2 separate regions of the Homo sapiens genome follow, and region 2 is linked to region 1. Evidence: read pairs that join two places in POLR2A ChIA-PET (ENCODE). Cell type or tissue: MCF 10A. All regions are shown on one strand. Each heading gives the region's core, and the rest is flanking DNA. Links, peaks and the distances in the headings are about the cores only. Region 1 overlaps TMEM254 (transmembrane protein 254). Region 2 has its middle 14 kb from the start of SFTPA2.

Region 1 (7,787 bases), core at 1,291-5,290:
CCCAGGCTGGAGTGCAGTGGGGCGATCTCGGCTCACTGCAACCTCTGCTTCCCAGGTTCAAGCGATTCTCATGTCTTTACCTGTAGCTGGGATTACACTATGCCCAGCTATTTTTTTGTGTTTTTAGTAGACATGGGTATTGGTGAGGCTGGCCTCGAACTCCTAACGTCAAGTGATAAGGTGGTAAAATTTTGAAGGAAGGCGAAGCTATTTGGGTATACCAATAGATCCTGGAGATTGGAGATTTGTCTTGTCCACAGTGTTGTTTGTTGGTGTCAAATCTGACAACCTATGTCCTGATTTCCCCATATGTACAATGGAGGTGTTGAACTGAAAATTTTCAAAGGTGCATTTCTGTTCTACGATTTAGTGTCTGTGACTAGTTAGAATATAGTTGGAGGAAAGCTTTGGGGACTTCAAATTGGGATCTTGTGGAGCTGGCAGATGCTCCCCTTTCCCTTTGGTTTGGGAGGATGCAGTGATATTTGTGCATTATTTAACTTTCAGATGTGAAACAACATCGTGAGAGAGGTAGTACTGCTCTTGACAAAGATTTGAATGGGACAATACATTTTGAAACTGTTGAGTTATTCTCAGAAAAGTCTTAGCTGACAGAAGTTACAATACAGAGGCTGAAAGTTAAGATTACGAAAAATTTATGTGATTAAGCAGTTGCTATTAAAATGTCACAACCTTATCTCACTTATTTTCCATCTCTATGCAGTGGATCATTCTCAGTTTTAGCCGTACAAAAAGGGAAAGCCGAGAAAGGAATTCTAAATTAAACAGAGGTTTGGCTGGAGCCAGTTTCTGCAGTAAAGAAACTAGCCAAAGCACATAAACTCAAAATTTGCTAATATCTTTTATAAAATAATGGTTTTGGTGGAATGTATTAATAGGAGTCAGCCAGGCATGGTGGTTCACCCCTGTAATCCCAGCACTTTGGGAGGCCGAGGCGGGCAAATCGCTTGAGCCCAGGAGTTCGAGACCATCCTGGGCAACATGGCAAAACCTCATCTCTACACACACACACACACACAAAATTAGCCATGGGCAGTGGCTCACACCTGTAATCCCAGCACTTTGAGAAGCCGAGAAGGGCGGATCACCTGATGTCAGGAGTTGGAGATCAGCCTGGCCAACATGGTGAAACTCTGTCTGTATTAAAAATACAAAAATTAGCTGGGCGTGGTGGCATGCACCTGTAGTCCCAGCTACTCTGGAGGCTGAGACAGGAGAGTCGTTTGAATCCGCGAGGCGGAGGTTACAGAGAGCCGAGATCGTGCCACTGCACTCCAGCCTAAGCGACAGAGTGAAACTCCATCTAAAATAAATAAATAAATAAATAAATTAGTCAGTCGTGGTAGCCATGCCTGTATTCCAGCTACTTGGGGAAGCTGAGTTGGGAGGATCGCTTGAGCCCGGGAAGTCAAGGGTGCAGTGAGCCGTGATCAGGCCACTGCACTCAAGCCTGGGTGACAAAGCGAGATCCCTTCTCTACAAAGAAAACAAAAGAAGAAAAGGAAGAAAAAAAGACTTTAAGAGTCATCCACCGTGGGCACTGAGTCTGATAACCACATACTTTCCTCAGCATAAGTCTCCCAGTAGAGTTGCTTTTAGAAAATAGAAGTCATCCTGGCACAGTAGGTCATGCCTGTAATCCCAGCACTTTGGGAGGCCAAGATTGGAGAATTGCTTGAGCCCTGGAGTTGGAAACCATCCTGGGCAACATAGTGAGACCCCATCTCTATATACAATTTTTAAAAGTAGCTGGGCATGGTGGCACACACGTGTAGTCCCATCTACTTGGGAGGCTGAGGTGGGAGGATGGATTGAGCCCAGATGGTGGAGGCTGCAGTGAGTCATGATCATGCCACTGCACTCCAGCCCCAGCAGCGGAGTGAGACCCTGTCAAAAAAAAAAGAAAGAAAGAAAATAGAAGCCAAGAATGGAGACCCAAATGACTGTTCAGAGTTTCTTCGGTCTGTGGTAATTTTTTTACTGTTTCACAGCCTTTCTCAAAAACAAAAACAAAAAACAGGTTTTAAGTGACCTAATAGGTATTCTGTGTCTCTGCTTCTCTTTCAGTGGGTTGTCTTCTGGCCTCAGAGTATCCCTTATCAGAACCTTGGGCCCCTGGGCCCCTTCACTCAGTACTTGGTGGACCACCATCACACCCTCCTGTGCAATGGGTAAGGAGAGCTGCACAAGTGGACTGTGGACACTGGAGCTCTGGTCTCATGGGAAACCTGGAAGGCCTGCAGCTGCCTTTTGGTATCTAAGAGTAGTGTCGGTTCACCTTAAGGCACTTTTCTTTTTGAGATTGCTGTGTTAGATTTCATCAGCAGATAACTATCACCTTAAAAAAGATTAACCTTTTTTTTGGTTTCAGGTATTGGCTTGCCTGGCTGATTCATGTGGGAGAGTCCTTGTATGCCATAGTATTGTGCAAGTAAGTCTTTGAAGTAGGTGTTTGTTGCCTTTCTCTTAGTAGCTAATATAAATTGAGAGCAGCCACATTTAAATAGTTCACACACTTGTAGGCTGAGAATATTCTCAGGGTAGAGCGGAATCCCCATGCCTGATACTGAGCCTGGAGCAGAGGCAGTACCCAGTAAATGTTTGATGAATGCATTCATTTTGTTTATGTTGGTTAACCAATTACTTAGTTATCTAATTCAGATGACTTTTGTTATTTTTTAACAAATTTTCTGGGTAGCCCCAACTAGATCAAAAGACTAGGAATAGGAGCCTGGCTTCTAGTTTACAAAAGAGCTAAGTGACTGACCTAGGCCGATGACTCACAATCCTCGTTTTACAATTGAGCCACCTGAGGAGCTTTTTCAAAATACACACGTCTGGTTTCCAGACCCAGAGATTCTGATTGGGTAAGTCTTGCCTCAGAGATAGGAATGTGCTCTTTTTAAAAGCTCCACAGATAATTCTAGGATGCAATGCTAGTTAAAAGCCCCCAAACCAGACCCCACTCAGGAGATGCTAGTATAGGTTAATGCTATGTGAGAATACAAGAAAAAATTATGTTTGTACTTTATATAAGCATATACAGAAAGTATGGTACAATGAAAAACATGGTTATGGAAATGCCAAATTGCTTCTTTCCAATTAATTTCTGGTCAAGATAATAATTAATTGAATTAATTTCTGGTCAAGATATACTATCACCTCTATTATTTTTCTATTCTAAAAGTGGAAAATAAGATACTGTATTGCTATTACTATGTTTCAATAATAAAAATAATATTGATTGGGTACTGCTATGTCAGAGACTGCTAAGTATGTTAAATAGAATGATCTTACTCTGTTTTCTTGTTTATTAAACAAATAAGCTAGACTTTTTTTTTTTTTTTTTTTGAGAGGGAATCTTGCTTTGTCACCCAGGCTGGAGTGCAGTGGCGCAATCTTGGCTCCCTGCAATCTCTACGTCCTGGGTTAAAACGATTCTGCCTCAGCTTCCCCAGTAGCTAGGATTACAGAAGCCCACCACCATGCCTGGCTAATTTTTGTATTTTTATTAGAGACGGGGTTTCACCATGTTGGCCATGCTAGTCCCGAACTCCTGACCTCTCAGGTGATCCGCCTGCCTTCGCCTCCCAAAGTGCTGGGATTATAGGCATGAGCCACTGTGCCTGGCCACAAGCTAGACTTTCTATGAAGAGGAGCAGAAAGTAACTTTATTCTTTCTTTCTCACCCCTCTCCAAGTAAATTTGTTTTGTAGATCGTTCCCCACCTTCCACCGTATCTCTGGATGGAATTTCAAACAGATCGTAGGATTTCCAGTCACCATCTGATATTATCTATTCTAGCCCAGTCTATTGTTAAAACTATAAACTTTCTTCTAATTCAAAATGTCTGTTTTCATCCAGCTGGGGCTCAGGAGCCTGCAGTGGGGAGAAGGGTGCAGTTGATATCTTCTCTTGCACTTCACCTTCTCCTCTATTCACTAATAATCGCTGCTTGTGGTCCCTTGGGATAGTGGGAATAGTTAGGGAGAACAAGGCTCAGCCTTAAATAGCTGCTGCTGGCCAGGTGCAGTGGCTTACACCTATAATCCTAGCACTTTAGGAGGCCAAGGTGGGCAGATCATTTGAGACCAGGAGTTTGAAACCATCCTGGCCAACATGACAAAACCCCATCTCTACTAAAAATACAAAAAATACTAAAAAAGCCAGGCATGGTGGTGCGTGCCTGCAGTCCCAGCTGCTCAGGAGGCTGAGGCACGAGAATCGCTTGAATCCGGGAGGCAGAGGCTGCAGTGAGCCGAGATCGCACCACTGCACTCTAGCCTGGGTGACAGAGCAAGACCCTTTCTCAAAAAAAATAAAAGTTAAAAAAAAACAATAAACAGCTGCTGCCTTGTGATCAGGCAGCTAGGTACTGTGTATATTGCATATCCAGTATTGGCTCTTTCTCTCTAGAGGGGATGTGGTAGATTTTTGAGACACTACTCATCACCAGGGATCTCCCTTCTGCAGTTTCCTTGATGGTTCATTCAGACACCCCCTCCAGCATGCCACTTGCAGTTTCACCCTCAGAGTCTGTGTTCTAGGGAGAATTACCCTTTTATTGAGATCACTTCCGTCCTTCAGGTGGGTCTGTGGTACAGGGTCCCTTTTAAACCTACTCATGTTCAGTGCCTTCTCCAGGATCTGTATGGCTCACAGTAAACAACTTCCGTATCCCTCCAGTGGGATAATCTACAAGTGCATGCAGTTATCAGTGTGGCGGTGCTTCCTTCTCTCCCAGCAAGCAGACCAAACAGTGTTTACTCTTTGGAATCAGATATTAAACCCTTCCCCAAATTCCAGAGACTCATGTCAAGCTCTACAAATGGTTCTGTTGAGGCCATTCTCTGGGCTTGACTTGTGGGAAATGCCACAGCCCACTAGGACCTCTTTCCAATGGCCTCTGCAGCATCGCAGTAGAATCTCAGATTGGAAGTGTCCGGTCCAGCCCCTCAACTTGGAATGTAGGAGTGCGTGACACCTATTTTGTTGTTGGCATTTGGAGTATCTGATGAAAACCAAAATACAAAAATTTTTATTTTTATTTTTATTTATTTTTTTCTTTTTTGAGACGGAGTTTCGCTCTGTCGCCAGGCTGGAGTGCAGTGGTGCAATCTCAGCTCACTGCAACCTCTGCCTCCCTGGTTCAAGCGATTGTCTGGCCTCAGCCTCCCAAGTAGCTGAGATTACAGGCGCCCGCCACCAAGCCTACTTTTTGTATTTTTAGTAGAGACAGAGTTTCACCATGTTGGCCAGGATGGTCTTGATCTCTTGACCTCGTAATCCGCCCACCTCGGTTTCCCAAAGTGCTGGGATTACAGACGTGAGCCACCGCACCCGGCCCTCAAATTTAATATACAATTTTTTTGAAGGGCAGAGGGAGAACAGGCATAGAGGTTAGGTTACTCTTATGTTCTTGAAATCATTTATGGTCTAACATGTTAGAATGTATCATTAGTCACTATGAATCAGAATAAATATTCCTTTTGAATTATGAGATGAGTTGGGTACGGTGGCTCATGCCTGTAATCTCAGCACTTGGGGAGGCTGAGGCAGGCGGATCACCTGAGGTCAGGAGTTCGAGACCAGCGTGCCCAACATGGTTGAAACTCTGTCTCTACTAAAAATATGAAAAAAAAAATTAGCTGGGTGTGGTGGCACATACCTGTTACCCCAGCTACTCAGGAGGCTGAGGCAGGAGAATCGCTTGGACCTGGGAGGCGGAGGTTGCGGTGAGCTGAGATCGTACCACTACACTTTAGCCTGGGCGACAAAGTGAGACTCTGTCTCAAAAAAAAAAAAGACAAGAAAAAGAAAGTGCCATTTTTGGTGAGGTGAGGGGGCAAAAAACCTTTTGCTATTTTGGTAGATTAAAAAGGGTATCTAGCCATTTTAACCTGTATTTATTTGATTACAAAGTAAGGTTCAACTCTTCTTTGAAAGGTGCTGTAATTCTTGTTACATAACAATACTTTAACAAGAAAAATAGAATGTTTTTTCCTTAGGGATAAATAAAATAGTATCTCTTTGAGGCCAATATTCATGTTCATTGTTACCTTTTTATAGTCTGGAGTTCCATTCAGAATATATGGCTTATTCTCTTAGTTCAGAAATTAGATTCTTGCTGCTTGCATACCCCAGTTGGCTCTGCAGCCCTTAGAAAGGTTTTTAAGGTTTTGCAAAAATTTGTATGTAGAGTAGATTTTATTACAGTGTAGAAACAGAAAAGAAGTTCTTGACAAGTAGAAGTACTCTGTGACAGGGCAGCCTCGAATGACCAAAACAGGTAAATTGTGAAATTTTTCAAGTATCAGAGGTAACATTTTTTCTTAAGGCAGGAAAAAGTGTACTCACAAAGAGATTTTTGCATCTGCTTGGGTCTTGGTGGAATCATTAAGGGAAATGTGAATTAAATTAAGAAAACTTTCTTAAAAGACTTTTGTCTTTTAAATAGGCAAAATGAGCTAAGAATACGGATAAAGGTATGTGAATGAGAACAAGTTATGATGACCCCAGGAAAACCCTTCTCCGGGTTACCTAGCCACCAACTGTGACCCTTCTGAAGGAGGAGGAAACAAGCACTGCTGTTCAGTGAGCCTGCTCTTCCAAGATGGCAACTCATCTTTATTTTTCTTTACTAAATATCATACACATTTACAGGATCATATAAATTTACTTTCCAAAACAAAATATTTTTGTTGTTTTGCCTATTTCAAAACAAACATGTTTGTTTTTAAAAGTTAATAATGTTGTGCTAAAAACTCAGCTAATAAAATTGAAAGTTGGCTGGGCGCGGTGGCTCACGCCTGTAATCTCAGCACTTTGGGAGGCCAAGGCGGACGGATCACCAGGTAAGGAGTTTGAGACCAGCCTGGCCAATATGGTGAAACCCCGTCTCTACTAAAATACAAAAAATTAGCCGGGCATGGTGGCGGGCACCTGTAGTCCCAGCTACTCAGGAGGCTGAGGCAGGAGAATCACTTGAACCCAGGAGGTGGAGGTTGCAGTGAGCCGAGATCGCACGACTGCACTCCAGCCTGGGCAACACAGCAAGACTCCATTTCAAAAAAAAAAAAAAAATTGAAAGTTGCTGGGCATGGTGGCTGATGCCTATAATCCAATTATATATATATACATATAGATATAATCTCTTTCATAATTGGTTTCCATTGTTATATATGCCTGTTTTAAATTTTATTTTGTTTTTTAAGAGATGGGTCTCACTCTATTGCCCAGGCTGGCCTTGAGCACCTGTGCTCAAGTGATCCTCCTGCCTCAGCCTCCCAAGTAACTGGGACTACAGGTGTGCCACTGTACTGGGCTAACATATCCCTATTTGTCTATGTCTATACATATAAACTTACCCATCCATTAATAACAGTGCATAGTATTCTGTTACATAGATGTGCCTTAACGTATTTAAAAAATCTTTCTTCTGATGGACTTTTAAGTCTCTACTTTTTTACTATTACAAGCAATATGGCAGTGAACATTAATTTCTTGCATTTGTCCCACTTTGGTATTTGTTCCCTTAGAAAAAAATTCCAAGATCTGGAATTTGAAGATTAAAGAATGAATACTTTTGGCTGGGTGTGGTGGCTCACACCTGTAATTCCAGCACTTTGAGAGGCTGAGGCTGGTGGATCACCTGAAGTTAGGAGTGCGATACCAGCCTGGCCAACATGGTGAAACCCTGTCTCCACTAAAAATACAAAAAAAAAAAAAAATTAGCAGGGCGTGGTAGCGGGCACCTGTAATCCCAG
Region 2 (8,947 bases), core at 2,898-6,897, 540 kb before region 1:
ACTTCTCAGCTCCATATTCACCCACTAATACCTGCTCTGTGATAATGGACAGGATTCCCATGAGCATTTCTCCTGTACACTAAGCATAACGTGAAGCTTTCTCAGCGGAGGGTGCTGAGAGAACAGTGCAGGTGAAAGGAGTTTCTCTTCCTGGGTCTGGCTGGTGTGAGGAGATCCAGTGGTACTCTGCTCCAGTCACGTGCCCAGAAGGTCCCAGGCAACTAGTCTTGTCCTGGCATGGTGATCGCCCTCTTAGTATCCTCCCAACACAGGCACCACGCGATCCATGCCTTCTGTCCGCACTGGAGACCCAATCATTCTACATGCTCATACACTCAACCCAGCAGTGTGGCTCGCATGGGCTGTGGAGGTTTGTTTCCTGCTTGTCCAATAATTGCAACCAGCTCTAGACCATGCAACCCAGCAAATCTCTCTGCCATGTAGGGGGCTGCAATGATACCTTCTCCGACAATGTCTGATCTCCAGCCTGGGGAGGGGGCCCCATTCCAAGCTTGTCCTTCTTGGGTACTCTTCTCCACCTGTAGGGAGAGTAGCCCTATAAGGTTCTCTTTATATCATATAGTTGCTCTTTTATCATAGCTGAATAATTCTTTATATTAAACTTCCATTGCATAAACCACTTGTGGTTTCTATCTCTTGATTGAAACCAGTCTGATACAGTACTTGTGGCCCCCAAAATATTGAGATCCACCATACCTAGTCCCAGGTAAAACAAAAATATAAAAACTCTCAGCTCATTGCCTAGAACATAGAACACAATCCTTTTAAGCAGCTGTTACTACCATGTGTTGGAGATGGAGGTCAGTTGCCGCATAGGGTTGGCAGCTCTGCAGAATCACCTTAGACATTCCCTCTTGCCTGTTTAGCTTGAGCTGCATTCTCTCTGGTATAGCAGTAAAATAACAAGTGGCTAAAGCTATCACTTATGGAGCACACAGTTCATCTCAAGCAGTGGGCCATGAGTTTTGTATGCACTATTTTCCCCATTTTGCAGTTGTAAAAGATGAGGATTAATGAAGTTGGAAACTTGCCGAAGTTTTCACAGTTGACCCTGGAAGAGCTGGAATTTGAACCCAGGTGTATCCAATTCCAAAAAACCGAAGTCTTCACCACCACAATACATGCCTTTGTAGCATTTATTTCTGGGTCAAGCTCTGTGCTAAATGGTTCACAGTGGTTATGTAATGTGTTTCCTGTCACAGCTGTGTTTGTAAGCAGTGTTTTGTTCCTGTTTTATAGATAAAGAGACTAAATGTCTCACCCAAGGCCTCTCAGTTAGTGAGAGGTGGAGGCAGGATTTGAAACTGGTTCCCTGACTCCAGAGCCCACACTGCTAATGTCTATTATACTGCTTCCCTGGCTCACATAATAGAAGTGAATTTTGGGGTGTGAATATACCTACCCCTGGGGACTGTGATGGGTGAAACAATGGAAAGCACATGGCATTTGATTCACATGCAGTTCCTGCTGCTCCCAACAATGCCATCCATGTGTGTTAATAAAGGATACAGAGCTGGTGAGGAGAAGGGTGTAGGTATAGGACCAGGTGTGCCATGTCATCACGCTAACGTACCTAACCCTAACCCCAGCCCTAACCCTCAGGGGCAGTGATGGCCTACAGGCACCTGCATTAGGGTGGTTTGGAGGATCCATGTTCATCGCCAACCCTCCTCTAGGGAGAGGGTTCCCTGACACTCAACATCTGGATCTGCCCATGGCAGATCGAGCCACTACGGCATCTTGCCTATACCCCAGGCTCTGATGCCACCTCACTGACTGTGCCAACCCGAGTGATTAGCCCTCTTTGTGTGGACTCATGGTTGTTCACTGGTTTGGCTCTAAGACCCTAGCTGCTGATGGGGAGAGGGATATATGACACATTGTGAGATCCAGAATATTTGCAGGTTTCTAAGAAAAAGCACAACTATTCCAGATACTGAGGACCAAAGAGCATATTCTCCTCTAGGTGTTCATAGAGAGGCTTCATAGGGAAGCCACATCCTCAACAATATCCCTGCAACAGATGGGGATCAGTGTTCAAAACCATGCTTTGTATAATGTGTATCATGTCCCTCAACCAAAGCACAAAGCATTAAAAGTCATTCTTCAAGGAGTCAGTGGGAAGCAGTCAAGCTCACAGGTTCATGGCTCTGGCTAAATTGGTAATAGATTTAAGAATATTTGTCCAGAGGATTGAATACAGCATGCACTCTGCAGGCACTTATCCATGAGTAGCATTTCTCTTAGCCAAGCTTTTGAAAAGTATAGTGTGGCTCTGAGGTTGAGATTCTACTTGGAATGCTGGAACTTTCCATTGCCAATTAAGAGACGAGCCATATACCTTAATAACAAACTGAGCCGTGGCTTGACATAGATCCTCTTATGAAAACTCATGCACCAGAAAGAACATTTCTCTCTTTCCCTGCTGCCGCCAAGCGCCAAGCCCACCTTTGTGTGCTTGCATCCAACTGTGATAAGCCTATGTATGTCAAGTTGGTGAAGGCCCATTGTGCTGAACACCAAATCAACCTAATCAAGGGTGATGACAACAAGAAACTAGGGGAATGGGAAGGCCCCTGTACAATTGACAGAGAGGGGAAACCCTGTAAAGTGGTTGGTTGCAGTTGTGCAGTAGTTAAGGACTATGGAAGGAGTCTCAGGCCAAGGATGTCATCGAACAGTACTTCAAATGCAAGAAATGAAGAACTAAATCTTTGCCTCACACATGGAAAGAAAAGAAAAAAGAAAAAGAGAGAGAGAAAGAAGGAAAGAAAGAAAAGAAAGAAAGAAAGAAGAAAGAAAGAAAGAAGAAAGAAAGAAAGAAAGAAAGAGAAAGAAAGAAGAAAGTCAACGTGTTTCTGAAGAGAAGGCCAACCCACATCCCCTCCAAAGTGCATCAAGGGAGTCCCTGCAGGCAGAGCCAAGATTCTCTTCAGGAGGAAATTTGAGAGTTCCCTAACAGGGCAATGAATGGGTAACTGATTCCCTACAATTCCACATCATAAAATGCAACGGCAATAAAAATAGCCCAGAAAAAATGTAAAGCAGGCATGTAACTATATATCTTGTTTGGCTACACATACACATAAGCATGTGCACACACACACATACCTGCGGCCCATCTAATTTTGAGCAATAAGCCCTGTTAAAACTGGTTGTGAAATGTACACCCAAAGTAACTAAATGATTTATTGTTTATCATTATTTCCTATAAATCTCCCTAAATTTGGGGGATTTCCATTAAAATGATTATTTCAGATCCAGATTTGGTAGCCCTTGTTTCTGGATGTCATTAGATAGCAGTATTCATTGTCTACTAAAACTACTCCTAGTCCATGATACCCACATCAGGTTATTTGCATCTGAGAGAATGCTTGACCTTCTGTGCTCCACTGCAGAGCAGGGTGGCGGGGCCCTACCATATGCAACAACCTGCAGGGCACAGATACTGATCCTTTGGAGCTGATGCTGGTCAGTGGCCTGCACTGTGCCTAACAGTTATGTGGGTCAGTAGGAAAGCAAACTCATGGGCTATCTCAATATGGTTTCAAGTTAAAAATAAAAGGATCCAGGGCACATCTTTGTTTTACCCACTGGAAATTACAAGCAGGATAGTTCATATTTTTCCTTATATATTGTGTCAAAGGCTGGAAGAGGATCAAGAAAAGTCACAAGCCATTTAATATGATTTTTGGCAGGTGTTGTCACAAGATTATATAAATTACAACAGATGACTATGTTCTCAGCCTGTGAGCTGTGAATATAGGTCAGGCTTGCAAATTATTAAGCAAAGCCATGCAAATGGACGTTGCTTGCACATGCTAGAATAGGACGACTAACTCATTCTGGTTTGGCAGAGATTTTTCTTATTTTAGTACTTGTCTTAATCCAATAAGTGTTGCTATAGAAGAATACCTGAGGCTGGGGAATTTATAAAGAAAAGAGGTTTATTTGGCTCACAGTTCTGCAGGCTGGGAAGTTCAAAAAGTATGGTGTTAGCATCTGCTCAGATTCTGGTGGGGGCTTTTTGTGCTATGTCATAACATGGTGGAAAATCTCAATGGTGAGTGGACACGTGGGAAGAGAAAAAACCCAAGGGGCATCCTGGCTTTACAACAACCCATTCCTGCAGGAACATTCCCACAAGAACTAAATCCAGTCTCATGAGAGAGCTGGAGTGCACCAAGTCATTCATGAGGGATCTGTCTCTGTGACCCAAACACCTCCCACCAGGCACACCTCCCAACACTGCCACATTGGGGATCAAAGTTCAACATGAGTTTTGTTGGGGACAAACTCAAACCATAGTAGTACTGACTGTCCCAAATCCTGTGAAACCCCTGGGTCCCTGGCAAACCAGGAAGGTTGGTCACCCTTGCTGGAGGCCTTCCTCCCAGGTGATATCCCTTAGCTGTGTATTCACATTTGGGGGTGAGGCACAAAACACTGACTGCAATGTCTGTGGGGGAGCGGGGCTTGTTGACTGATGGAGCTCACCACAGAGTGTCTGAGCATCAGGTCAGCTCCTCATTGAGGAAACCAGCACACATCAGCCACTGGAGGCCCTTTGTGTGGGACATTCCTTTTCTCCACAAATGAATCCTCCGGACTCTGGCCTGTAGATTGTAAATTAGGTTGCTCACTCTCTGGGGACTGGGGTCCCATCATTCAATATGTAGATTGTGGTTTAATCCTTGTGTTTAAGCTTGACCTTACCTCCTCCTCCCAAACCTGTGTGGCTCAGACCTCCCATTCTGCAGTTTCTTCGGTTCAATTTATATGACAAATAACTCTCCTTTCTCCCCTGGGTGGAGGGGACCCCTGGCTGAAGAGGGTAGAGAAAGTGGCCTAGGGTTTCCACTTATGCCTCTGTTTTCCTGTTTACAGCCTCACACTGTACCTCACCTCTTTAAGTGTGGATCCTTTCTTAGACTCTGGGGGTGAAGTAGGGAGAATCCGTTGGCTTCTTCTTATTTTCTCCCTCTGGGGCATCCAAGTGAGAACATGCACCATTCTGCCAAATTACCATTCCTTTGTATACTATCTCCAAAATACGTGTCCAAATTCTTGGTTGCTGTTTTCTCCTCTCCTGTCTCTATTGTCCTTGAAGAATTTTACCTGTGCTCTTCCTCTACTGCCATTTTATTAGGATTTGGGGAGGGAGAGGAAATAAATTTGTGTTGCAAATCAACCATGTTTCATTGGACATCCATTTCTCTAGCAGTCTCTCTCTTGGTAACACCCAGTGGGTGGATGTTGGCACTTCTGGAACTATCTTCCATGTCTATTATCTTTTCTTTTCTTTTCTACTTTCTATTTATTTATCCAAGTCTGCTGTTTTCAGGGAGGATTCCAATCTTTCAGTTCACCAATTATCTCTTCAGCTGCATACATTCCACTCCATAGCTCATCCACTCAGGTGGTTTTATCTGTTTAAACTATGAATATATTTTTTGATTTTTATTCCCATGATCAGTAATACAAAATGAACACATTGTTCACCTCTAACATCCCTAATTGATTCTTTTCCATCCTTTCTTATTTGAGAATATTCATTATACTTACTTCAAAGCACATTACTGGTTGTCTATTTGTTCTGTTTAATCTTCAGATCTGGAGCCAGACAGCTGAGGTTAATCTGTGGCTTCTTATGTTAAGCTATGTGACTTTGGAAGAAGTTACTTAATCACGTGACACTTCAGTTTCTTCATTTGTAAAATGGCAATAAAAATAGTCCTACCTTAAACTCTTATAAGGTAGGACTCTTGTAAGGTATTCATGTGTCTATTGCAAACATAAAATAGTCCCACTTTATGTTTGCAATAGCGCCTGACACATAAATGCTCAGTAAATATTAGCTATGGTTATTATGTTTCCTCAGGTGGAAGTCTCCCTTTCATGGTGGTACTTCTCAAATGATATTTTTTGACAGTGGACTCATCTTTACGCATGAGATTTTCTGCAAGAAATCTGCTGGCCTAGCTTGCTGTGAGGGAGGGCTGGAAATCGCTGGATGAGCTTGTGCTCCATGTTGCTTTCAAGGAGAGTGCAGAACAGGCAGAGGCACTATCAGGTGGACCAGCTGTGCTCTCACAGCTGGTCTTTGGGATGTGGCTGCTACTTAACTCTTCCTTGGCTTTACCAGCCATATGGGGCCCTGTCCTGTCTTTCATTCCTAACACAGTTCATACCAGGAGACAGACACTGCTGTCCTGGTCATCTTGTCTGCCGGGGTGGGGTTGAGGGAGATATTCAGGGTCAATTCATCTAGCTCCTTCCACGGGGATACTTGTTTAACCCTCTGTCAGTAGTCCTTTGGTCCTGTCTTGTTCCAGGCATTCACCACCTCTGGGCATGGAATGCCTTGTTGCTGCTCCCACTATTGTAATATATACTGTAGTATATACACACAAGGATACATGTAGTATGTCCTTGGCTGCTGCTCATGAGCTGGGCTGCAGTATCAAATCAGATCCTGTCTGCCTTTGGCTTCTCAGAAACGTGTCAGTGCTTCTGATTCTCTGAACATTTCCTGTTAACTTTCTGAGAACACTGATTTTTTCCTTCTCTGTCATTTCTGGAGGATGGGCCTGGGTGGAGAGATGGCAGCATGCGCTCAGTCCACTATCGTGAAAAGGGAAGTCAGAAAATGTATAGAAAAGATAAGAAGTAAGCAGAATCTTGGGGAATGAGTAGGAGCAGCCAAAGTGAAAAGAGGAGAAAATGCTGTTGTAGGCTGGGGAGACAGCTTGAGCGAAGGTGTACAGATGGGAGACCACAGGGTAGGGTGAGGGGACACAAGCAATGCGATGTTTCAAGAGAGGCAAGACTTGTAAGAAAGAAGCAGGGCATGATAGTCTTATGTATCAGGTTAAGGGGCTTCACTTTATTCTGGAGAGCCTCTGATGGTTTAAGAAAGTGACATAGGCTGGGTGCAGCGGCTCATGCCTATAATCTCAGCACTTTGGGAGGCTGAGGTGGGAGAATCGCTTGAGTCCAGGAGTTCAAGACCAGCCTGGGCAACATACTGAGACTCCATCTCTTAAAAAAAAAAAAAAAAGGAAAGAAAGAAAGTGACAAAGTCAGATATGCATCTTATCCACTGTGGAAGTTAGATTTGAGGGGTGTGAGACTAGAACCAAGAAAACCAGTTAGAAAGCTCCTGCAGAAGCCCAGGCTGGAAACTACAAGGGCCTGAAAATTACCACAGCAGTATGTAAGGGATGGAGACAAGGAGTCAGATTCAACAAATATTCAGGAAGCAAAATCTATGGATAAGGAGGATTTTCTAATACTGTTTTCTTTAAATATCATAGAAAGGTACTTCAACCTTCTTCCACTGTGACCATATGCTTCTTTCTTTTCTTTTTAATTGCATTTTCTCCTTAAGTCGGCCATATGCTTTTTAAAAATTTGCAGAAGTAAGCTATTTTGACTGCAGATAGTTAATCCCATTGGTACTAGCATGTAAATTTTTATGACTATAGTCAAAGTTGAAAATATTTCTATCAAGTTTCATATATGAGCTGTAAGATTACTGGGCATTTTAAGTTTTCTGCGCAGTGTCTAATCTTAGTACTTTTCAAATTGATAGAAGCATTATCCAGTTTATCATGGATGGTCTTGTTGTAATAGTGGATTGAGTTTTATGTTGTCTTTGTAGATGTTAGTATTTCATATCAAGTTATAAAATTTAATCTTTCTTAGTGTGCACATCTAGAACTTGTGGACTTCATTGGGATAAAATACATCAGACAAGCTAAGATGCAATCAGATACAGTGAGATGCATAAGACATCTCATTTCACACAAAAGCATACTTCTATTTGCAATACTCCTCTAGTTCTGCCTTACTACACAGGAGCTCTAACAAAATACATTTACTGAAATTGCTCAAAAAAGACATATTTATATGTGTGTGTTATAAGTGTCTATATTGCACTATTGAGTATGTTCTCTACAGGAGAGAACTTCCATTTTAAATAGGCATGGATGTGAACAGGCTCACATGCTTAAAACTCTATACATATGATGGGGGAGAGAGTTTTCCATAGACTAGTTTCTGGCTCCATACTTGTTTCTCCTCCACTGCTGACATATTTCTGAAAGCAGGTGTTGGGGAAATGTTTATTATTTAGATATCATCTCCGACCCTGCTGGCTGAATCAGAACAATATTCCTGGAAGCCATTCCTACGCTGGAAGACTAGCAGTAATGCAACCACACACAGAAGTGACTGTAAACTACATAAAGCTGTCTCATGCCAAGCCAGATCCTAAAAATGCCTATGACCACTCCAACATGAGGGGCACAAGGAGCAATGAGATGGAGGGGAAATCAGAGTGGAAAGAGCCAGCCATCTTAACTACAGTCAAGTGCTGCACGAGGACATTTCAGTCAATGACAGACCATGTGGGACCCTGATGGTCAGGCAGGGGCACATGACAGGCAGGCGGCAGGGGCAGGAAGGACTAGCAGCTCTTCCCTGGCTAGCAGCGGGGGTTCTGCCTCCACCTGCCTCCCCAGGACAGAAGCCAGATGAGCTGGACCATGATGGTCCCTTCAGATTATCATACCATATTTTTCCCGTACCTTTTCTGTGGTTAGGCATGTTTAGATAGACAAGTACTTGCCATGGTGTTACAATTGCCTAGCATATTCTGTACTGTAACACGCTGCAATGGCTTGTAGCCTAGAAGCGATAGGCTATACCAGGCAGCCTAGGCATATAGTAGGCTCTACCATCTAGTTCTGTGTAAGTACACCTGATGACGTTTGCACAACAACAAAGTCACATAAGGATGCATTTCTCAGAACACATCCCTGTCATTAAGCAATGCATGACTGCATTTGCACTTAAAATCGCTTACTTTTGCAAAGTCTGTAAAAACATATTACCATGTCAAACATTGTTAAAGCCTCTCCCA

Evidence for each region. ChIA-PET counts read pairs that join two places held together with the same protein. Peaks named below come from ENCODE experiments on the same cell type or tissue, not always from the same donor. Only the 100,000 strongest peaks of a DNase experiment are listed, where the experiment ranks them.
Region 2: POLR2A ChIA-PET joins it to region 1 with 5 read pairs; 2 of 35 experiments call an interaction of 5 or more read pairs at or near these places.

Annotation. Positions count from the first base shown.
Region 1 is chr10:80,079,753-80,087,539 of GRCh38, forward strand. TMEM254 (transmembrane protein 254) reads left to right here. Exons shown (of 4, transcript NM_025125.4): 2 at 2,089-2,192; 3 at 2,393-2,452. Among named protein-coding and RNA genes, the nearest start is that of TMEM254-AS1, 4.5 kb to the left of the region's middle. In MCF 10A, for the core only: no CTCF peak of the experiment used is centred there; a DNase peak (open chromatin) is centred at 2,829.
Region 2 is chr10:79,541,634-79,550,580 of GRCh38, forward strand. It overlaps the pseudogene RPS12P18. Among named protein-coding and RNA genes, the nearest start is that of SFTPA2, 14 kb to the right of the region's middle. In MCF 10A, for the core only: no CTCF peak of the experiment used is centred there; no DNase peak of the experiment used is centred there.